Regions from separate parts of the Homo sapiens genome. Here region 2 is linked to region 1. Evidence: read pairs that join two places in POLR2A ChIA-PET (ENCODE). Cell type or tissue: PC-9. All regions are shown on one strand. Each heading gives the region's core, and the rest is flanking DNA. Links, peaks and the distances in the headings are about the cores only.

Region 1 (11,268 bases), core at 1,289-9,288:
CTGCAGTGAGCTGTGATTGTGCCCCTGTATTCCAGCCTGGGTGACAGAAAGGCTTTGTCTTAATACTCCCCCACTGTCCTCATACCCCACCAACCTCCAAAATAAAAAAAAAAGTCAGTAAAGTGTTCAGGAATAATGAGGCATCAGGTCAGCTTCTTACTCTCAAATGGAAGAAAAGAAGTTACTTGTACTTCCAAAGTTTCTGTAAGTTTGTGCTTATTTCAAAAATCTTCAAAAAAGTACACATAAATGATACATATTTACTTCTAGATTTATTTATATTCTCTATATAAGAAATAAATATAGATAAAATACATACAGAAATAAATTCACACTGAAACTTCCAGTTCCAGTTTCACACCATAGAATTTATTCTCATTTTCTCCCTTTACATCTTTGCAGCCCATTTCTCCAGTGGCAAGAATTCTGGTTTCATTATCCTGAATGTGTTGCCTTCTTTGATTAATCCCTCTGTATGTGACCAATGTCCATGTCCTCCACTAATCCTTCCCTCATCAAACACTCTCCTCTCCGCTTGGGCCCCAAATCCCCCATTCCAGGCCACCTGTCACCTACGCATAGATGCTCTCATCAGCTCGGGAACTCAGCCTCCCCACATGTGGACGCCCTCTTCACTCCACTTGGACTCTGACACCCATGCTAGGCTGGGCCTCTGCCCCTCCCAATGAATGTTCTCCTTGCCCCACCCGTTCTATGACTCTCCATATTGGGCCACCACTTCCCCACACCAGCAGATTCCCTTCTCACCCCACTTGGTCTCTTACCTTTCGTGCTGGGCTGCCCCTCCATGGGACAACTGCTTTGTCCTCTTCCCATTCTGATTCCCATGACTTGCCACCTCCCAAATGGATGCCTCCTCACCCTCCACAGACTCCAACACCCTCACTCTGGGTCACTGCAGTGTTATCCTCCCCAGTCCCCACCCCCATGAATTGTTCAGCAAGGAAAGGAGAGGGAAGGAGAAGAAGCAGTTTCCCATTTTCTTTTTTTTTAGTAAATGAAGAAACCGAGGCTTGGAAAGGCCACATTACCAGCCTGAAGTCAGACAGTTGATAAGTGATAGAGATGGAATTTGAACCCAAGAAGTCAGTCTCCAGAGTTCCTGCTCAGGCCTGCTATGCTGTGGCCTGTTCACAGGGCGCCCTTGACACCACTGCTGCCTGAGTTGACTCAGTTCCAGCCCTATGAGTCTAAACTGTACGATAGGTGTTATTTCATTTCACAAATGGGAAAACTGAGAGTTGGAGAACTTAAGTACCTTGCCCAAGGCCATGCAACCTGGAAGCAGCCTGGATTTGACCCCGTGCCTTTTGGACTCCAGACTTATGAGGGTAATCACTGTGCCAGAGGGCCCAGAGGGAAGGCAGTTGACTCTGACTTTCAATTCCTGTCTCATCCCAGGAATATCTGACTCAAGGCAGGGTCCTTGTCTGACTTTTGGGGGTCTCCTGGCTCACTCTCAGCTGACTAAGGCAGTGTGGCTCAGAAGCAAGTACATGCAATTTGAGTCTTTGCCACTTACTTGCTGTGTGACTTTGGGAAAGCCACCCAATCTCTGAGTAGACACAATAATGGCACTCTTCTGGGTGGCCATGAGGAATCAGCGAGAGAGCAGGTCATTTGCTTGGTATGGGGCCTGGCCCAGGGTGGGCTTTCAGTAAATGGAAGCTCTTACTGTTGTAAAAACAAACCTCAGAAGGCAGTGAGGGAGGTCTTGTCCAGCACCTAATAGAGAGAAGGTGTCATGGAGAGTTCAGAGGCATGGAGACTAGGAGTGGGTGGAGAGCCAAGAGCTTTTACCCTGAGTTTGATCATCAGGCCATGGAGGGTCATTCCTTTACTGCCTCCAAGCAGGAGTTCTTAATTAAGGCAAAGCAAATTATTATTTTGTTTGTTTCCTTTTTTTTCCCCCAATAAGCCTTTTGCACTCCTAAGACAAAATAAATAATTACTGGTACATTTTATTAGGGTCATCAAAGGAAGCCAACAATCTGTCAGTGGGATGTGGAATGCAGGAAGCACTACCTCCAGGGACACCAAGGTGTTGTTGGAGTTGGCTTCCCTTTTTCGGGGGTGTTAGAGAGGTAGAGCTGAGACCAGTGGGATGAGCTGCTCTTGTGGGATGGGAGTAACTTTCACGAGCTCCTTCATGGTTCCAGCTTGTGGGGCCTGGGCTCACCTGCATGCCCCAGACCTGTTGGATAGTGGTCTCAACTTTTCACTTACTCCTTCACTGACTCCCTCAGCCTGAGGATTCAGGTTGACCATCTAAGGATCTGGGCTCTTAGCTGCCCAGACAGAGATCTCCAGATGCCAGGACCCTCCCAGAGAGAGGCTGGACCCTCTGGTCCACTTATTGCTGGTGCCCCCAAGAGATTTGCATACGAGGAAAAGATCACACCCTCCAAATTCAGACAAGCCTGAACTTGAACCTTGGCATGTGTGTGCCCTAAGCTAAGTTTCTTCACCTTCCCAGGCCTCAGTTTCTTCATCTATAATGTAAGGCCAAGTCATGCATACCTTATATGGGTGTTGTGAAGGTTAAGTGAGTGTCCTTCGTTATTCCATAAGCCAATGTTTGTTGAATGTTTGCTGTGGTTAATTTTATTGTTTTCAAATCCTGGCTGTGCTCCTAATTGGTTGAGTGACCTTAGAAGATCTTGCTTTAACATCTCCTATAGTATGGGTCTGGTGGTGATAAATTATTTCAACTTTTGTGTCTGAAAATGACTTTATTTTATCTTCGTTTGGAAGTTATTTTTGCTAGACGTGGGATTATAGGTCAACAACTTTTTTTCAATACTTTAAAGATGTTACTCCAAGTCTTCTCACTTGCATTGTTTCTGAAGAGAAATCAAGAAACCTGCTGTCATCTTTTTCTTTGTTTCTCTGTATAAAATATGTTATATATAGAATATGTTTTTTAAAGATGTTGTTTTTAGAGACGTTTTAGATTCAAAGCAAAATTGAGAGGAAAGTACAGAGATTTCCCACATACTCCCTGTCCCAACACATGAATAGCCTCCCCCATTATCTGGTGAACATTCTTCACTAGAGTGGTACATTTGTTAGAGTTGATGAAACTACATTCATGTCTATTATTTTCCTCAATCATTGTAATTTTTATCACTACAAGTTCTATTTGGATCTTTTTATATATCTTTCATGTTTCTACTTAACTTTTTAAACATATGGAATGCAGTTTTAATCATGGTTTTAATGCCCTCTACTAATTCTAACATCTGTGCCATTTCTGGGTTGGTTTTAATTGATTATTATCCCCATGATGGATTGTGTTTTCCTGCCTCTTTGCATGCCTAGTAATCTTTGACTGGAAGCCAGACATTGTGAATTTTACCCTATTAGGTACTGGATATTTTGTATCCCTGTAAATCTTGAACTTTATTGAACTTTGTTCCAACTATTACTTGGAAACAGTTTGATGCTTTTAGATCTTGCTTTTATGATTTTTAAGGCAGACTCAGAGAAGTACTCAGTCTTAGGCTAATTACTCCTCAGAAGATCTTCCTAAGGCAAGATCTTCTTGAATACACTACCCATTGAATTTGGAGTTTTTCCATTCTCTCTGGTGGGAACAGGTATTATTGCCGGTCCTGTGTGAGTGCTGAACACTGTTCTCTCAGATCCTTTCAGATGATTTTTCTCCTGACCTCACACACGTGCACTGATTAGTACTCTGCTGGATATTTGAGAGGGACCCTCTGGAGATCTCTGGGTTTCAGTCTCTGTGCAGTTCTCTCCCCTCTGGTACTCTGTCCTGCGAACACTTGCGTCTTGGTCTTGCTAGATTCTCAGCTCTGTCGCCTCAAATCAGAAACGCTACTGGGCTTTAGTTGCCTACACCCTACCACCCCCCTACCCGCCCCCGCCACCCCCTACCCCCAGATTGTGCCCTGGAACTCTTCTCAAGGCAGTAAACTGTAGCAGTAACAGGGCTCACCTTGTTTGTCTCCCATTGTTCAGGGATCATGTTCTTTGTTTCCTAATGTCAAGTGTCTTGAAAACCATTGTGTCATGTTTTTCTGTTTTTCTTGTTGTTTCTGGCAAGAGGGTAAATCCGGTCTCTGTTAATCCATCGAGGCCAAAAGTGGAATACTCTTTTTTGTTTATTTATTTTTTTGCCAAGATTCCTACTTGGTTCTTTTTCATTACTCACCTGTTCCCTTTTTTTCTGCCTATTTCACCTTTATTTTGTTCTTATATACATATTATTTCTTAGTTTGAGCAACTTAAACATATTTTAAAGTATCTGTCAGATAATCTTATTATTTTAATTTTATCTGTATTAAATTTTTCTTCCTGTTGTTTGATTTTGTTGGCTTTTTTCTTAGGGTTAGATTTTTTCATTTGCTTAAAAATCTTGTTTTTCAGGTTCATTTTCAGTAGTCCATGGAGATGTTCATTGTGCTTTTGAGCAAAGATTACCTTTTTTCCCCATATTTCATCTATTATTCTTACATGCTTGGAGCAGCAGTAGTTCTTCAAAGTATAAACTTACAAAGCAATCTTTAAAGTCCCAACATTCTATGTTTATAATCTGGTGTTGTAGAAAGGTTCAGGCTTTCAGTAGGCCAAAGCTCTAGTTTTGAATCCTGGCTCTGCCGTGTGCTCCTGTTCAAGTTTTTGAACTTCTTTGAAATTCAGTTCTCTTGTTCCTAAAATGTGCATAATGCCTATCTTGTATTATGTAGAGTTTTTATGAGGATTAAGTGAAATTTCCTGGCAGGGTTTCCCAAATGTTGTTGACTTTGTAATTGAAGCTATGATTGACTCTCCCATGCAGCATGAATGAAACAGAGAAAGTTGACACTGTGCCAACAGGTGCAAAAGAAGCTGCTGGACTTTTAAAACAAAAGGACTCCAAATACACCCAACTGTTTACATTTAGCATGAGTGGTCCCTGATCCAACTTCTGTCTGTGTATTCTCAGAGGGAGTGGGTAGAACACACAGAGGCAAGGAATGCGTGCTATTTCTGGAGCCAGAAAGCAACACATCCAGCAGCAGGAATAACCTTCGTGGTGCTGATCAGTTGCTATGACTCTGTAGATGCAGAATTTAACCAGCCAAGACCTGTGTTTTTCTTAGCCTGGGGATAGAGTCAAAGAAAGGCTCATGTCATTCGGAACCAAACTGCCAATACTAATAATAGGCTGGGGCCTGTGGGTGGCTTAGGTATGGGAAGTGGGAAGCTAGAGCTAGTTTTGAACAAAAAAATGCCTCAGTTGAGCCCTGGTGGTATGAGGATGCTCTCCTTGGGTATATATATTTTACATTCCTGGGTCTTCCTGTCTTCCTTCCAAACCAAGAATCCAGCGCGGTAGATTTGTCTCCACTTCCCAGTCATCTCCAGGTTCTCTTTGTGGGAACCCACTCCCTGGGCTTGCTCCCTAGATCCTCTCTAGGGCTGGCCACTCTGACTCTCTGAAGTCATGGGCAACCCCATACTGATTTTCACTCCAATTACTGACTCCCTTTTTGTACAGAATTTCCCTTGTGGCCAGTACACCCATCACAAGGATACCAGAGGGGAAAACTAAGGCAGGACAGAACTGGAAAAAAGTAGGTGACTACTTTCAAGTCACTTTCACATTTAGAAATTTATTTGATTGACTGAAGACCTATAAAGCAAGTACGATATAATACTTATTTTTACTTTATTAACGGGGCTCAGAGAATTGGTAATAAACCCAGGTCACTTTGACTTTAATGACAAAATAGAAATATTTGTGATAGTTATTTTTATAGAAATAGAATTTGAAATTATAGAAACTTTGAAGTTGTAGAATTATAGAGCTATCATTTTATAAGCTCTAAAATAACTATTTTCATTCTGTTTTTTTCTTTCACCTACTATTATTGTAAACAACAACAAAATGACTGCCATTTATGAAACACATGTTCATATTGGGCACCATGCTAAATATTTTACCTATTTTCTCTCATTTAATTATAACAACAAACCAATATTACAGATGCTGCTAGCCTCATTTTCTGGATGTGGCCAAAAGGAGTTTAAGTAACTTTTCTATCATTTGGCATTCTTACATAATTGTCTTCTTAAGTTCCTACATAATGGTTACAATTATCATTTTTAATTGCTATGTACTAATAATGCCCCTAATTCACTTAATTCCTTCTGCCTTGTTAGGTATAATGATTAAAAGAGCTGGGAGACATTCATTCATTCATGTATTGAACAAGTATTTAATTAGCACTTGCTATGCTATCATATGCTGTGTTATATCCAGGGAATACAATGGTGAGTAGGACAAAAACACTCACCTTCAGAGAGCACTCACAGTCTCATGGAATATGTAGCCAGCAAGAGGCAATTAGAAGACAGGGTGGTGATGAGGGCAGTTCTTGTTGCTGTGGGAGTGCAAAGCAGGGAGCCTACCTCATCCCAACAATGTCAGAAGAACAGCTATCAATTAAGACGAGAAAAGTAGAATGATTTGAATGGCCACTAATTTACCATATGCAAAACCAATGAGGGTGCTATGGTTTGAATGTTTGTCCCCTCCAAAACTCATGTTGAAGTTTAATCCTAAACGTGGCAGTATTTAGAGAGGTAGGGCTTTAAGAGGTGATTGGGCCTTATGAACAGGTTAATGAATTAATGGGTTATCATGAGAGTGGAACTGGTAGCTTTATAAGAAGAAGCAGAGAGACCTGAGCTAGCACACTCAGCCCCCTTCCCAAGCGATGTCCTGCACTGCCTAGGGACTCTGCAGAGAGTCCTCACCAGCAAGAAGGCCCTTGCCAGATGCAGCCCCTTGACCTTGGACTTCTCAGCCTCCATAATTGTAAGAAATAAATTCTCTTTCTTTATAGATTCCCCAGTTTCAGTATTCTGTTATAAGCAACAAAAAACAAACTAAGAGGGCCACCAAACACATACCACCCATGATGCTTTAATGGAACTTGGGTCTCCAGGGATCCCAGGAATTCAGATACATTAGGATTTGGAGCCCCAAACTATTTTCATTTCCATTGTTATTTTACCAAAGGCTTGTCATTCTCTAGGCCAAAGAGGCCTAAAACAGCATTGTTCATGTCTTCATTGTTCTGATGATGATGATGATGATGATGATGGTGGTGGTGGTGGTGGTAGAGGTGCTGGTTTTGACTGCTTTCATTAACTGAGCATCTCCATGTGTCAGGTACTTTATAAGTGTTATTTCACTGATGTTCACAACAGCCCTATAAGGTGTTATACCTTTATTTTTTTAGATCAGGAACTAAAACAGAGAGATTAGATAGCTTGACTTGCTCAAGCACAGCCTGCTAATAAACAGAGAAGGAGCCAATTCTCTAAGCATAGGAGTTATATCATTTAGATTGTGAGGAACAGTGAGTGTGCTGGATTTACTCTAAAGGTTCTAGTGGTGGGTTCAAGTCTCTTTCAAGTATAAGCGGAATTTGATGCATTGTTGCTTGCTTGAAGATGGTGGAGCCACTTGAGAGGGAGTGTAGTGGCCTTAAGAGCTGAGAGAGGCCTTCTGTTGATAGTCAACTAGAAAATGAGGACTCCAGTCCTACAACCACAAGAAACTGAACTTGGCCAACAACTTGAATGAAGTTGGAATCAGATTCTCACCTAGAGCCTCCAGATAAGAGCCCAGCCTGGCCAATATCTTGATTTTGGCCTTGTAACATCCTGAGCCGAGAACCCAGTTGAGCCATTCTGGATTTCTGACCTGCATAACTGTGAACAAATAAATGTGTGCTCTTTTAAGCCCTTACATTTACAATAATCTGTTACACAACAGTAGAAATGTAATGCAGCAGCTCTTGCCACATAGTCACTTGATGTTCCATGGTTGGCAAGATCAGAGGCTCTGTCTCTACCAGGGCCAAGTCACCCACTAGGAACTATTTTCCAAATGCTGTAAATTTCTGCTGCACATGTCATGACTTGCTCCAGAGCTCTAGGTGTCTACATTGTGATCCCCCTACTGGGGCTTGTAATAGATTCAATATGTCTTTCCTTCCATAAATGCCTCTCATGCTATAGGATCCTCTGTGTCACATGGTCCAGGTAGCAGAGTTACTCATGCCCAGCCTGGACTTTCTGCAGAATCCTTTCCCAGGCAGTGCCTCATTCCAAGAAAGCTGACAGCATTTCCTATCACTTGATAGATGGACCAAGGCAGTATCTCTATGTTTCCTTTTGGATGATGGATGGTATAAGATGCAGTGAGCCGAGGTCACATCACTGCACTCCAGCCTGGGTGACAGAGTGAAACTCCCCCTCAAAATAAATAAATAAAATAAAATAAAATAAAAGTAATAATTTATTCATTTGACTTCCAAATATGAGGCTCAAAAGTCAATCCACTGGAATACAAGAAGAAAATATTAGAGCTTTTGGTTTTCTTTTATCCATGTCATCAAAAATTTTTCAAAGTTTTGCTAATATTTCACATATAGATTGATCCTGATCCTCACCCAGTTTACATCAGACACTTATAAGAAGACACTCACATCGTACCAGCTATTCAGAGGGGAAAGTAGAATTTTGAAAGGGGAAAGAGGTTGATAAGGCCACTGCAAAAGATTTACCTTTTACTTTGGAGGGGATGACAGACCCTAGACCACTGGGTCCTTACAAATCCACTAATGTGCAAGCTCCTGAATCTTCATGAGGTTTAAGTTCTCACCCTCTGGAGTACAGACTTCCAATATAATTCTTGCTCATCCGGTATTAATACGGTGTTATAAAAATAGAGGACAATTGGCTGGGCACAGTGGCTCAGGCCTGTAATCCCAGCACTTTGGGAGGCCGAGACAGGTGGATCACCTGAGGTCGGGAGTTCGAGACCAGCCTGGCCAACATGGCAAAACTCCATCTCTACTAAAAATACAAAATTTAGCCTCCTGGGTTCAAGTGATTCTCCTACCTCAGCCTCCTTAGTAGCTGTGATTACAGGCACCCACCATGCCTGGCTAATTTTTGTATTTTTAGTAAAGACGGGGTTTCACCATGTTGGCCAGGCTGGTCTCGAACTCCTGACCTCGTGATCTGCCCGCCTCGGCCTCCCAAAGTGCTGGGATTACAGGCATGAGCCACCGTGCCGGGCCTTTTCCTTGTCTTTTTAACTTTCCACACAATGCCAATGTAAGAATTCATTTTAATACAATAAATGTATATATAAGGATGTAAACATATATAATAAATGTACATATTAGGAAAGTCAGCATCTTAATAGATAAACACATGAGATCAGAAAAAAGGCAAAGAAGCCTATATATCCACTACTATTATTTAACACAATCGAGATATTAATCAATACAACTAGACAAGAGAAAACTATTAGAGGAATACAAATTGACAGGGAAAAAAGTAAAACTCTATTTGTAGATAACATGATAGAATATCTGGAAAACTCAAAAGTTGTAATGATAAAACTAAAACAAGCAAAATAATTCTGTGCGTATGCATGCATTATTTTATGTATAGATTAAATAATATAGAAATATAAATAGGCAAATATACATTTATATTTATATAAACAATAACCAGTTAGAGAAGATAATAAAAGAGAAAGCCTTACTTATTATACAAACTAAAGAGCATAAAATATTTAGGAACAAACTAAGAAGAAAAGTGTGAATTGTGTGGGAACTCCAACATAATACCTTAGGGAGTTGTTGATCCCATATCGTGGCACTAAGCATGGAATAAATGAGTTAGATAGTCACGAATAAGAAAACATGGTATGTAATAGACAAACTTGGCTCTCAACATAACCACCCATAGAACGACTTTAGAATTCCGAGGGTCTTACAAGCCCAGGTACTATGAGGATGGTGCTTAGTTCCAGGGGAGGTGCTGTGGGTGCCAACTTCCGGCTTGGCTCGTTGCCCGTCTGGCTCCACGTCTCTTGTCCCTCTGGGCTGTGAGTCTGGCAGCTGGTGTCAGTGTGATGATTTGCTTGGCTCTGTCCTCCCTCCTAGTATTACTTTTTCTGTAACAAAGCTTTTGCTTTGATCTGCTGCAGTGTCAAGTGTTTTATTTGATACCACTAAAACCACCAAAACTTCTCTGAGGAAAACTTTAAGATACTCCCTAAAGGCATAAAAGTAGACTTGAACAAAGCAAAAGACATCCCTTGTTCTGTGATGGGACTAACTCATCATCGTAAAGGTCTAATTCTCCTCAAGATAATATATAATTTTAACAAGATCTAATAAAAATACCACGTATTTATTTATTTAGAGACTGAGTCTCGCTCTGTCGCCCGGGCTGGAGTGCAGTGGTGCGATCTTGGCTCACTGCAACCTCTGCCTTCCAGGTTCAAATGATTCTTGTGCCTCTGCCTCCTGAGTAGCTGGAATTACAGGCATGTGCCACCACATCTGGCTATTTTTTTTTAATACCACATTTTTTTTCTAGAAAATTGATTGCAGAGCTCATACGGAAAAATAAAAATGCAAGAAGAGTTATGAAAACCCCCAAAAAGAAGAGCTGTGAGAAGAAAGAGTTCTTGTCAAATAACAAATATTATTATAAAGGATCTTTAATCAAAACTAATAAGTAAACAGGAAGACTACTAGGAAAAAAATAGAAAGTCCAGAATTAGACATAAGTACATATGGAAATTTAGCGTATGATAAAGATGGTATCTTATATCTTGCAGGAAAAGCCAGCCCTTTCAATAAGTGGTGTTGGGACAACTGGATGGCCATTTGGAGAAGATAAAATTGGATCCATGCCTCACACTGTGCACCAGAATGAACTCCAAATGAATCAGACATCTAAGTGTAAAAAAATTAAACCATACAGATGCTACAAAAAACATGAGAATTTAAAAAATAATCTCAGTGTTTAGAAGCTTTTTCTAATTCCGATTCAAAATGCAGGTGCAACAGAAGAAACAATTGATAAATTTTACTATATAAAAATAACATTGGCATGGCAAAAACAATAAGAAAAGACAAACAAGTAAAACAATAAGAAAAGACAAATAATACACCATCTTTATCAAAGGTCTAATCTCCCTAATTTATAAAGAGCTCTAAAAATCGAGGGGAAAAAGACATTAAGAAAACAATATAAAGATGGGCAAAAGGGACAGTTTAAAGATATACAATGGGCCAGGCATGGTGGCTCACACCTGTAATCCCAGCATTTTGGGAGGCTGAGGTAGGTGGACTGGTTAGGACCAGGGTCCTTACCAGTCCACTAATGTGCAAGCCCCTGAATCTTTGTGAGGTTTAC
Region 2 (11,268 bases), core at 1,254-9,253, 750 kb before region 1:
TGAGCGGGGATAGACACCTACAGCACACAGAGGCCGTATCAGACATGGACGTTCCCTTGCCAGCTCTGCGACCCTAAGGTTTCAGAATTACAAAGATGAGACTCTAACCAGACTGCAAGCAGACAGGCAGGCATGACAGATGAGGAAACTGAGGCCTAGGGAGATGAGTACATGTCTAATCTACCCAAAAGCAAGGCAGCCCAGGTCTTGTCAATGCCCAGTCCAATGCTCCACCCACCAGGCCTCAAGCAAAGTAGTACATAGCTGAAGTCAGGGTCCCAGTAAAATAAATCCTAAGAATCCCGAAAGGAAGCACTGGCCCAGTACTAAAGGGCAGACAGGAGGCTGCACCAACTTCCACTCAGGCCCTGTGACCTTCATATCTGGTTTGTCCTCTCCTGGGAGCCATCCACATGTGTCATCCAATACCATAAGTGGTCAGGAGAATGGTGCACAGGGGGTACTGGGCCCAATCCTAACCCGGCTCCCTGAGGCCTCTGGGCTCAGTCAGTGGGTTATGGAGACTCACCCCATGAGCACCTGGCTGGGCCTGAAGTGGGATGGGGACCTCACAGTGAAGGAACGACATGTTCTTTCACTCAAACATAGACATATTTGATTCTCAAACAAGAAAAAGAGCCTGCCATGTGACAGAATGCACCACCTACCTTTGGTTCCAGTCGGGAAAACGGCTGCACTCACAGCTATGTGGCCCTTGAGGACATATGTGAAGCATTCCTGCAAAGAAAACCCAGGGGCATGTTGCAGAATGGGGACAGATGTCTAATCCTGTAGTTTTCTGGTAGTTCAGAAAATCCTGCCTGCTAAAGTTTTTAGCAATATCATAGAGAAAATGTAAGTAAAAAGAAAAAAATCTGGTGGAAAAAAAGCCTGGCCACGGGACCAATTTCCCAGAAAATCTTGAAATTCAATTTAGTAGAAGAGCACTGTCAGAGAGATGACCCCACATGACTTTATAATGAACACTCTGACATACTCCATCATGTGAGCCTTAGAAAGAATGGAAAAGTAATAAAAAGTACTGATGACCCTAGCTAACATTACTGAGCTATCCTCTGTGCCACGCACTATTCTAAGCACTGTATGTTTGATCCCACACTTCACGATGGAGGCACTACTGTTATCCTCGCTTCACAGAGAGATTCAGTAGCATGCCCAGATCACACAGTGCCTAAGTGGCAGCATCTGGCCTTGGAGCCAGGCACTCTTGCTTCAACAGCTGTGCTCCCTACCACCATCCTATCTTCAGGGGTTATCCCCACTGTCCGGACAAGAGAAGTGCTACTCAGAAGTGTAGCAGCTTGCCAGTAAGGTGCAGAGTCAGGACTAAAACTCCATGCTCCTCAGCCTGGTTGAGCTCTTTGAAAAGCACAAAAAGAGTCACACCAAAAGAATCCTAGACGCAAGGTCCAAATTCTTCTAAGGCACTGGTGAATACAAATGGAAAAGGCAAGGGACCAAGACAATGAAACCTGCCCCACTACATTGCATAAAACCCTTTTCCTTGGATAATCTTCCTGAAGGAGCTCTCTTGGACAAACAGATTCACTTAGGTGCTCAATCAGCATTTGCTGAGCAGTGACTATGATCCAGGAACTTGCTGGGCTCATGGGAATTCACAGCCACCCGGGAAGGTGGGTCCTTTTATCCTCATTTTTATGGATGGTGACTGCTTTGTTCAACGTCACAGAGCTAGTAAATGGCACAGAAGCTCTGAAGCCAGGTCTCCAGACCCCTAGTACACATCTCTCTGCCTCACAGCTCTCTTTCCCCTTTCCATGCCAATCATACCAGAAACTTAATAGAGTCTGTCATTTCAGAAAGTTTCCAGAGAGTTAAGCCTGTAAATAAGAATCTCAAAAAAAGAAGGGGGTGGCCTTCAAAATCAAATCTAGGCACTGCTTATAAAGCATGTATTTCACTCTCTCATCCCCAGCCTCAAAGGCATTTCCTGACTCAAGAGAAGGCCAAAGCTATTATATTTAAACTTACACCTGAGCTGCCCTAACCTTAGCAGAATGCTTTAAAAATTTCTCCAAATGTCTTATTCCAATAATTAGTTAAATGAACCTCGTAAAGCAGATAAGCCTGACTCCACAGCAAGGAGCAATTTTACTACCCCACATGTAATTTTTACTTCTTTATACAATCCCTTTTCATAAAAGCAATGCTCTTCTTAAGAAAGCAGAGAGGACCTCTTGAGTTTTTTACCTCCACCTTACCTTCTCGTAGGCTGTAGGGGTCCCAAAATGCATTGTCCGCGTCACATCTGTGGTGCCATCCCTTTCCAAAAAAAGGACAAATTGGTTTCCCGTCAAAATAAGCTTTAAGTCAAATATGACACAGGCAAGCATGTGGACAAGTGAGAAGCCCCATACAATGCTGGTGGGCATGTAAAATAGCACAGCCATCTTTGCAAATAGTTCGCAGTTCCTTAAAAGGTTAAATATAGTCACCATATGACCCAGTAATTCCACTCCTAGTTATATATCCAAGAGAACTGAAAACATACATCCACACAAAAACTTGTACATGAAGGTTCACAGCCACATTATTCATAATAGCCAGAAGATGGAAACAGCTGAAATGTCCATCAACTGATGAATGGATAAACAAAATGGGGGATTATCCACACAGTGCAATACCATTCAGTAATTAAAAAGAAATGGAATACTGATACATGCTGCAACATGGATGAACCTGGAAGACATTGTGCTAAATGACAGAAGCCAGACACAGAAAGCCATACATAATACAATTCTATTTCTATGAAGGGTCCAAAATAGGCAAATCCATAGATACAGAAAGGAGAGTAGTGGTTCTCCAGGGTAGTGGAAAAGGGGGTAGTGACCGCTATTGGGTATGAGGTTTCTTTTTGGGGTAATGAAAATGTTCTAAAATTGATTGTGCTGATGGCTGCAAAACTCTGTGAATATATAAAAAAAATTAATTGTATATTTTAAGTGGGTGAATTACATGGTACATAAATTTTACCCCAATGAAGTTATTTTAAAAAATGAAACAAAGTGTGAATGCAGGGATGGCTAAATAAACTGGGAGTGACGTCAGCCCCTGACACACGCATTCTTGGTCTACAGCATAAGGGCTGTTTCACGAGAGACACTATCACTGGGGTTATGAACAAGACAGAAGAAGGCAAAGAAAACAGGAGCCCATCTCTAGCAAAAGAGGGCCAAAACCCAACTTCTCCTGTTAGAACAGCAGGGGGTTTCCTGGACAGAGACCCTAAAAATATCCAAGTACATATCTTAACACACACTAGACTATATCCCTGACATAGAAAGGATAACTTCTAGAATCCTGCTAAAAATTTAGAAGTGAAGAAAAGTTTACACCATTATCAAGCAATCCTTAGCTCTAGGCTGATATTATTAACACCCCTGTGTCCCAAGGCCAGGCATGGTTGCCACGTAATTGGCTGAGCTCATTCAATAATTAGGTCCTCCCTTAGCCATAGTCCCAACTTCAGTGGGGAATGGAGCAGCACTAAAAGGTCTTGCTCGGCTGGGCACAGTGGCTCACGCCTGTAATCCCAGCACTTTGGGAGGCCGAGACCGGCGGATCACGAGGTCAGGAGATCGAGACCATCCTGGCTAACATGGTGAAACCCCGTCTCCACTAAAAATACAAAAAATTAGCCGGGCGTGGTGGCGGGCACCTGTAGTCCCAGCTACTTGGGAGGCTGAGGCAGGAGAATGGCTGCAACCCAGGAGGCAGAGCTTGCAGTGAGCCGAGATCACGCCACTGCACTCCTGCCTGGGCTACAGAGTGAGACTCTGTCTCAAAAAAAAGGCCTTGCTCGTGCCCTCTTAATGCAGACAGGGTCTATTCTTACTCCTTCTTTTGGGTTCCGTATCAAGACCCAACCAAATCTTGGGTTCTTCTCTGAGAAACTTTGTTCCAGAGATGATAGCCGTGAAAGCAGCAAAACATGGAGAAAGAAATTCAGAAATGTGGGGGCAGCCCTCATTTCTCATTTATTCATTCAAAATTAATCCCTTACTTCATAAGGCCCTGGGGCAGCTGAGAGTACAGGGAACCGGCAGGCGGTTCATGGGCTGGGGTGGAAAACTTTCAACGGTTCCAAAAGCTTGCTTTACTTCACAGTTGTTTACTTATATTTTTAAAACTTCCAGCCAAGGACTGTAACATTTCTATCAAACAGTCTTTTGTGAGAACAGAGTCACAACTGGGCTATTTCAAATAGGGGTGAAAAAAATGACAAGACACAGGAACGATTCCATTAGTGGCCAGCACAGAGGGCGATGACCAGCTGAGTGCTCTCAGCTGGAGCTCAGCTGTCCACCTTCTCCACTGCCTCGAATCCATAGTCAAGTTCCACAGCAGTCCTGGTTTACTTACTTGTATTGAGCACCCGAGTCAATAAGGTACACCTCATCCAGGGACAAGGTCCTATTCGTCTCAGGGACTGGCCTAACAAAGTTAATTAAAAATTAATTATTCCACAAATGTAAACACTTAGTGAATCTGGGAGGAGGACACACAAGAGCTCTTTGTACTATTCTTGCAACTTACATAAGCCTGAAATTATATCAAAATAGAAAGTTATGCAATAATGAATTATTTCAACTAATATTAAACTTCTACTTTTCAAAGATCCAATCAACCTATCTCCCCAGCTGAGATAAAGAGCTCAACAAAGGAAAAGTAACACATTTCTTTATGTCTACCTCTGTTTGTGTCTGAAACAAAATAGGTGTTCAAGAGATAATTCTAAAAGCTAAAAAAATGAGAACGATTAGATGCAACAGGACCTAGCTAGAGTCCTGGGAACTGGGACAGGAGCAGCCTGGAGTCACTGCAGCCTTGCTTGTCTCTGGGAGCCCCAGGCCCCTGCCTCAGCCTCCAGGCCCCTCCTTCAGCCCTGACCCCAGCAGGTACCTCCCCACTCGCTCCCCAGACTGCTAGACAGGCAGGAGTGGATGTCTCAACTTGGGAGAAAAACTAAAGGAATTTTGCTGGGAAAAGGAATGGATCACGATATTCTTCTGCTTCAAACAAACATGAGGTATTTTCAAAAAGTGATCTCTTTCCCCACACCGTTTTCAAAACAATATCACTGCACTGGGAAACACCCAAAGGGATGAGAGCACTCCAAGTCTCTGCCCTGCAGCTGAAGTGAGGTTGTCCTCCATTTCCAGGTACCACCCCCTCTTCAGCAATAAGGGCACCAGTCCACACACAAGCTGAACAACTAAAAAAGACAACCAGTACCTCCAGAACCCCGCCTCTAAACAGGCTTCCAACCACCCACAATGAAGAAATGCCAACGCAGAGGCAAATTTCTTCCACTGGCATGAAACTGTTTAATGTTTTAATTATACGGAAAATTCTAGGATAGTATCCAGCCAGGAAATTCATCCTGAGTTAAACAAAAACTGAAGTCCCTCTGATATTTTTATGCTGGAACAGAAGCATTAAGTGAGGAAACTGTACTGTCCCATCTGTGACTGTCTCCCACACACAGCTTCAAAATCTGCCCCAAGACTAAAAGCTCTAAAAACAATTATTAAAAGGGGGAAAAAAGTGTGTGCCCAAGCACAGTGTTCTTTTGTTGGCTGTGCATGTAACAGATGGGGATGCACAGAACTCAAAATACCCAGTGCAAAGCAAAGCGGTTTGAACCAGGCAGAGCTGAGGCTGAAGCCCAATGGCCACACCTAATGACATTTCCCCCCATCTCCACAGGAAGATCTGTCAGTCCTAGACATATCAGTGCCCCTCTGTCTCACAAGGAAGGGAGGCTCGGCCCTGTGGGTCCATGGGTTCTTGTAGACCACGTGGTAAAAAAACCACATACTGGGATGCCAGGCTTCAGGCTCAGGGGGACAGGAAGAGAGGGTACTGATTATCTCTCCACCCAAAACAGGTTGCCTCACAACCTACTACTAAGTTTTTTTTTGGTATGGAACTGATGGAGCTCACAAGATGTATGGACTAGTACAAAACAGCTGCTGTTACCAAGAAAGAAAACTACTCAAAAATTCCAGTCATGGGCCAAGCACAGTGGCTCACACCTGTAATTCCAGCACTTTAGGAGGCTGAGGCAGGAGGATTGCTTGAGTCCAGAAATTCGAGACAAGCCTGGGCAACACATCAAGATCCTCATCTCTACAAAAAAATCTAAAAATTAGCCAGGAGTGGTAGCACATGCCTATAGTCCCAGCTACTCAGGAGGCTGAGGCAGGAGGATTGCTTGAGTCTAGGAGTTCAAAGTTGCAGTGAGTTGTGATGGCACCACTGCGCTCCAGCCTGGGCAGCAGAGCAAGACCTTGTCTCCAAAAAAAAAAAAACTTAGTCATCAAGATGCAAGGGCTATGCATACAGTTCCTGCAGCTTCAAAAAGGAAAGAGGGACACCCATCTGACTACCCTGCAGAGAATGCCAGTGCCATACTGAGCCTAAGAAGAGGCTCCCAAAAGGCAGAGGCTTGGGGATTGGGAGAAAATAAAATCTTAGAAGTCTTATTTCCCTTCATTTTACAGTCTCAACAGACAGATGAAGGTGGGCACAGAGGCCTCTGGTAAAATAATGTCTCTCCCCTGCTCAGGCTCCTGTGCAGAAGCAGCAAGGCCAGGCAGCATGCTCCTCCGCATGCCTTACGCGTAGTGAATGATGGCGCCGTTGGGTCCCGTACTGGAAATTGTTGGGAAGCTCAGGTCCACAAAGTCTGCCTGTTGCCTGTAACAGAAAGACAGAAAGCAGAGTGGCTTAAAGGTTTTTACTGTGCTAAGATTCAGGGCCCTTCCAGCCTCATTCAACTAGCAAGAAAATCAGCACGAGGCTCCTGGGTCCCCCCAAATGGATCCTTACCTGCGAAACTCCTCAGCTTTGTCAGCAGCTGAGATCTCTGTCACACCACCTTTGGGAACCTATGAGAAAATTGCTTATAAATCATCTGGTGAGATAAATTCATGTGTGCCTCTTACAAATTAGAGGAGGTACATTAAAAGCTCACTTTTTCCTCAATTGCTTCATCCCAACTGACCAATCTACAGGACACATCTTTAGCAAGGGAGAACTCCCAAAGGCTCTCACCAAAGCTATCTAAAATCCAATAGTTTCTATTCATTTAATTTTTCACTCAACTATTGTGCTTCAGTATTTTATCCTAAAACCTCCCAAAACAACATATCTAAGTTTAAAAATTCAAAAGCATCCCCTCCTAAGAAATCATCGTAAGAAAATCATTCTAGAGAAATAAAAAAGATAAATGCGGAGAGATTATTGCAGGATTACTGATAACAGCAAAAAATTAAAAACAACCCAAACATTTAAAAATAGGAGGACTGGGTTAGTAAATCAGAAGAGCCACTAGATGCAGTTTTCATTTGGATCCTTTTTTAAGGCCTCAATGTACATGGAAAATGTTCACACTATGATTCTAAGAGAATAAAATAAAACACAAAATCATATCTAAGCCAGGTGTGATGGCTCACACCTATAATCCTAGCACTTTGGGAGGCCAAGATAGGTGGATCGCTTGAGCCCAGGAGTTTCAGATCAGCCTGGGCAACATGGCAAAACCTTATCTCTACAAAAAAATCAGAAAAAATCAGGTGGGCTGTAGTCCCAACTAATCGGGAGGCTGAGGTGGGAGGATCACCTGAGCTTGGGGAGGCTGAGGCTGCAGTGAGCTGTGATCACACCACTACTCTCCAGCCTGTGCAACAGATGAGACCCCATCTCAAAATAAGAAAAAAAAAAAGAAAAAAAATTTATCTGCACACTAAGAGACATGTAAAAATAATTTATATTTTTAAAAATAATTTACGGCCAGGCACGGTGGCTCACGCCTGTAATCCCAGCACTTTGGGAGGCCGAGGCGGGCGGATCACAAGGTCAGGAGATCGAGACCATCCTGGCTAACACAGTGAAACCCCGTCTCTACTAAAAATACAAAAAATTAGCCAAGCATGGTGGCGGGCGCCTGTAGTCCCAGCTAGTCGGGAGGCTGAGGCAGGAGAATGGCGTGAACCCAGGAGACGGAGCTTGCAGTGAGCCGAGATCGCTCCACTGCACTCCAGCCTGGGCGATGGAGCAAGGCTCTGTCTCAAAAATAAAAAAAAATAATAAAAATGTAATAATAATAATTTACATAAAGTCCAGGCATGGTGGCTCATGCCTGTAATCCCAGCACTTTGGGAGGCCGAGGTGGGTGGATCACAAGGTCAGGAGTTCAAGACCAGCCTGGCCAAGATGGTGAAACCCCATCTCTACTACAACTACGAAAATTAGCCAGGCGCAGTGGCAGGCGCCTATAATCCCAGCTACTTGGGAGGCTAAGGCAGGAGAATCTCTTGAACCTGGGCAGCAGAGGTTGCAGTGAGCCGAGATCACACCACTGCACTCCAGCCTGGGTGACAGAGTGAGACTCCGTCTCAAAAAATAAAATAAAATAAAATAATAATAATAATTTACATAGATGAACAATCACCAGAAGGAAACATGAGGGAAAAAGTTACACTAGTGGGAATAAAGACAATATTTTCTTTTCCCAATTAAAGAGTTGTTTATACAATACTTAAAGGGAACATGATATTGTTTAATAACACCACAGAGAAACCACCCTCTTGTCAACTAGAGCAAGAAATTAATGGCCAAGAGTCAATTTAATATAAAAAGGCTCAAGGCTTAAACTGAAGTTCAAAATGTACACAAAGATCTTTTTCTCCTAATACAATCAGCTTGCCTATAATAATATTATAAGACTCATTTTTCCTTATAATGAAATTCCACTTAGTTATGATTCCCTAACCCAAAAAGCATCCACTCTATTATGGAACTTTTCTTCATTCTTGTTACTATTTTCATAATTAAGGAATTTTGAAATCTACACACACCAAATTTCCAGAGAGAATTATTAAAATAGAGCCCAAAAATTTGATGAAGATCTCAGATCTCATGGTCAGCAGAGCATGGGAGATGCTAGAGTTAGAATCACATATAGGTAGGTCTGAATAATGTATATCCACATATTAAACAAAGACTAAGAACCAACCTCTTTCTCCAGCCAGTTAAAGAGTTCACAGAGAGCAACAGCATCTTTAATCTGTGCAAACAATGGAGACATTTTTTAAGTTATCACTGAAAATCACGTGACCAGATTCAGAGCCTAGCCCTAATGCAATACTGAGAAGGCTGTACCTGCAGGGCCACACATCATCAGCAACCAGAGCTTTACATGTGGACATTTCTGGGAAGCTGGTGTGTGCAGCAACTCCCATTATCAGGGAAAGGCTCCTCTGCTATTCAGTAGTTCAGGTACAATCAGGAAGGGCCCCACCTCAGAGCACAGGGAGCTCCTCCAAAAGGTTAACTTAAAGGTTAAGAACCCTACAGGGGCCAGGAAAAAACAGGCCACTATCAAAAGCCACCTCTGGGCCCAAAATCTTTCTTCATCAGCATCACGTCATCACCATCATCTACACTGTGAACATCAATATCTCCTTTTGTATTGTGTATTATACTTTGTAAAGATCTAATCCATCAAGTATTTTATTTCATTCCCTCAATAACTCCTCCTGGAAGGCCAGGAGGCTGAGGCTCAGAGAGATTCTAACCTTGTGCCAGGCTCAATGCCACAGAGGAGGTGAAGGAGCCGGGCCTTCTGACCACCTCACATCCCATCTTCTGCACCAGCTCCTCTACTCACGTGAGCCCGCCTCATGCCTTCTGACTCAGCTGAATTCTTCACAGCTTTGGCGATGCAGATGGGGGTGTAAGGCATACAGCAGCGGTGGTCCTAGAGGCAAAGGGCAGTAGGGTGGGAAATCAAACCGGCTCCACCCACCCAAGACCAAGGCAACAACCTTTTTGCTCAGCAAAACTTACTTTAGACAAATCATTTGAAGAGCTCCCACTGGCGACCCATATAGCTATCCCCTGGGGCCCCAACGACCTGTCCCTTTTGATTGATGACCCTGAGCTTAAGCTCAACCAAAAAGAGTAAGTACATCAAACAAGGTGTCTCTCTTCCATCCCTCACTCCCTTAGCTCTTTGAGACTGCTGGCTGCCTGCCGTCAGCAAGACATTGCTTTCCAAGCCACTGTGGTTGTGGTTAGAGTTCACTAACACTGAAAGCTTGACCGAAATCACCCTTCTCTTGCTGTACAAAGGGGGCTTTTTCTCCCTGTCTAGCCATGCACATGACCTGATGAGTGAGGTCTCCTGCTCCCTCCCTTCCCGCCCAGTGGTCCTATCTCAGCTACTGATAATAATCTGATCTTGAAGGGCTGGAGAAGACCCTTTCCAATTTGAGAACAAGTTAGAATCCAGCAGAGGGGCCTCAGCACACCTGGCACTTGCACAAAGCTTCTAAAATTGCTTTTGTGATCTTATCTCCTTTTCTCTTTCTCTCCAGAGAGAGAGGAGAGAGAGAGAGGAGGAGTCACACTGTGTGTGATGATGGCAGGGGTACAATGGCAAGCCAGATCTAGAGAGCCAGGCCTGGATTCTTCCCAGGATGCCCCACTGCTCAGTGGAGAAGAAAGGACATCACTGGGCTTGCCAAAGGCCACTTGGCAGCCAGAGGCCCAGGGGAGGACAGTAGAAAAGCCTACCTCTAAAGAGGCCTGGATTCCAGTCCCATCCCAGACCCTAATGAAAATGAGGCAACAAGTGTCAGCTGCTTAGCACTGCCCAGCAAGGGCTCAGTAAAGGGCAAGGCTATCACTATCACTTGAATTTGACAAATCCCCAAATCCCCAACTCCCCAATCCTCTCTGAGCCTCAAGTGTCCTTAGCTATAAAATGTGGTGCGGCAGAAGGAGGGGGTAGAGAAGCATTTCCCAAGCTTCAAGCATTCTTATACCACCTGCACAGCTTTTACCCTAGCTTCTTAACTGCTGTACCCTTATTCACTTAGTACTTTACTTTAGACCATCTTTAAATCAGCTTTATTAAATTCAACTTTATTTTAAATAATTATATCATGAACTCATGCTAGTTATGTTTTTTCTATTATATGCTAAATGCTGTTAAAACAGATATATTTAAGCAAACCTAAATAATAATGTGTACCACCTAAAATAATCTCTCATGCCACACTCTGGAAAACACAAGACTCAACAAGCAATAAGGGCCCTCAGGCTCTTGCTATGGCTCCAGCTTTAAGGCCTCATCCATGGAGACCACAGTTCTGATCCAACAGGCAGCCTCAGAAATCTGCCTGTGCTCCAAAGACAATACCAGAACTGGGAAGG

What was found. Peaks named below come from ENCODE experiments on the same cell type or tissue, not always from the same donor. Only the 100,000 strongest peaks of a DNase experiment are listed, where the experiment ranks them.
Region 2: POLR2A ChIA-PET joins it to region 1 with 9 read pairs; 2 of 35 experiments call an interaction of 5 or more read pairs at or near these places.

Annotation. Positions count from the first base shown.
Region 1 is chr10:110,624,999-110,636,266 of GRCh38, forward strand. No RefSeq gene overlaps it. Among named protein-coding and RNA genes, the nearest start is that of RBM20, 14 kb to the right of the region's middle. In PC-9, for the core only: no CTCF peak of the experiment used is centred there; a DNase peak (open chromatin) is centred at 4,943.
Region 2 is chr10:109,871,124-109,882,391 of GRCh38, forward strand. It overlaps XPNPEP1 (X-prolyl aminopeptidase 1), which reads right to left. Exons shown (of 21, transcript NM_020383.4): 11 at 9,719-9,808; 12 at 9,065-9,115; 13 at 6,877-6,935; 14 at 6,667-6,744; 15 at 4,405-4,476; 16 at 2,244-2,304; 17 at 669-738. Among named protein-coding and RNA genes, the nearest start is that of XPNPEP1, 47 kb to the right of the region's middle. In PC-9, for the core only: no CTCF peak of the experiment used is centred there; no DNase peak of the experiment used is centred there.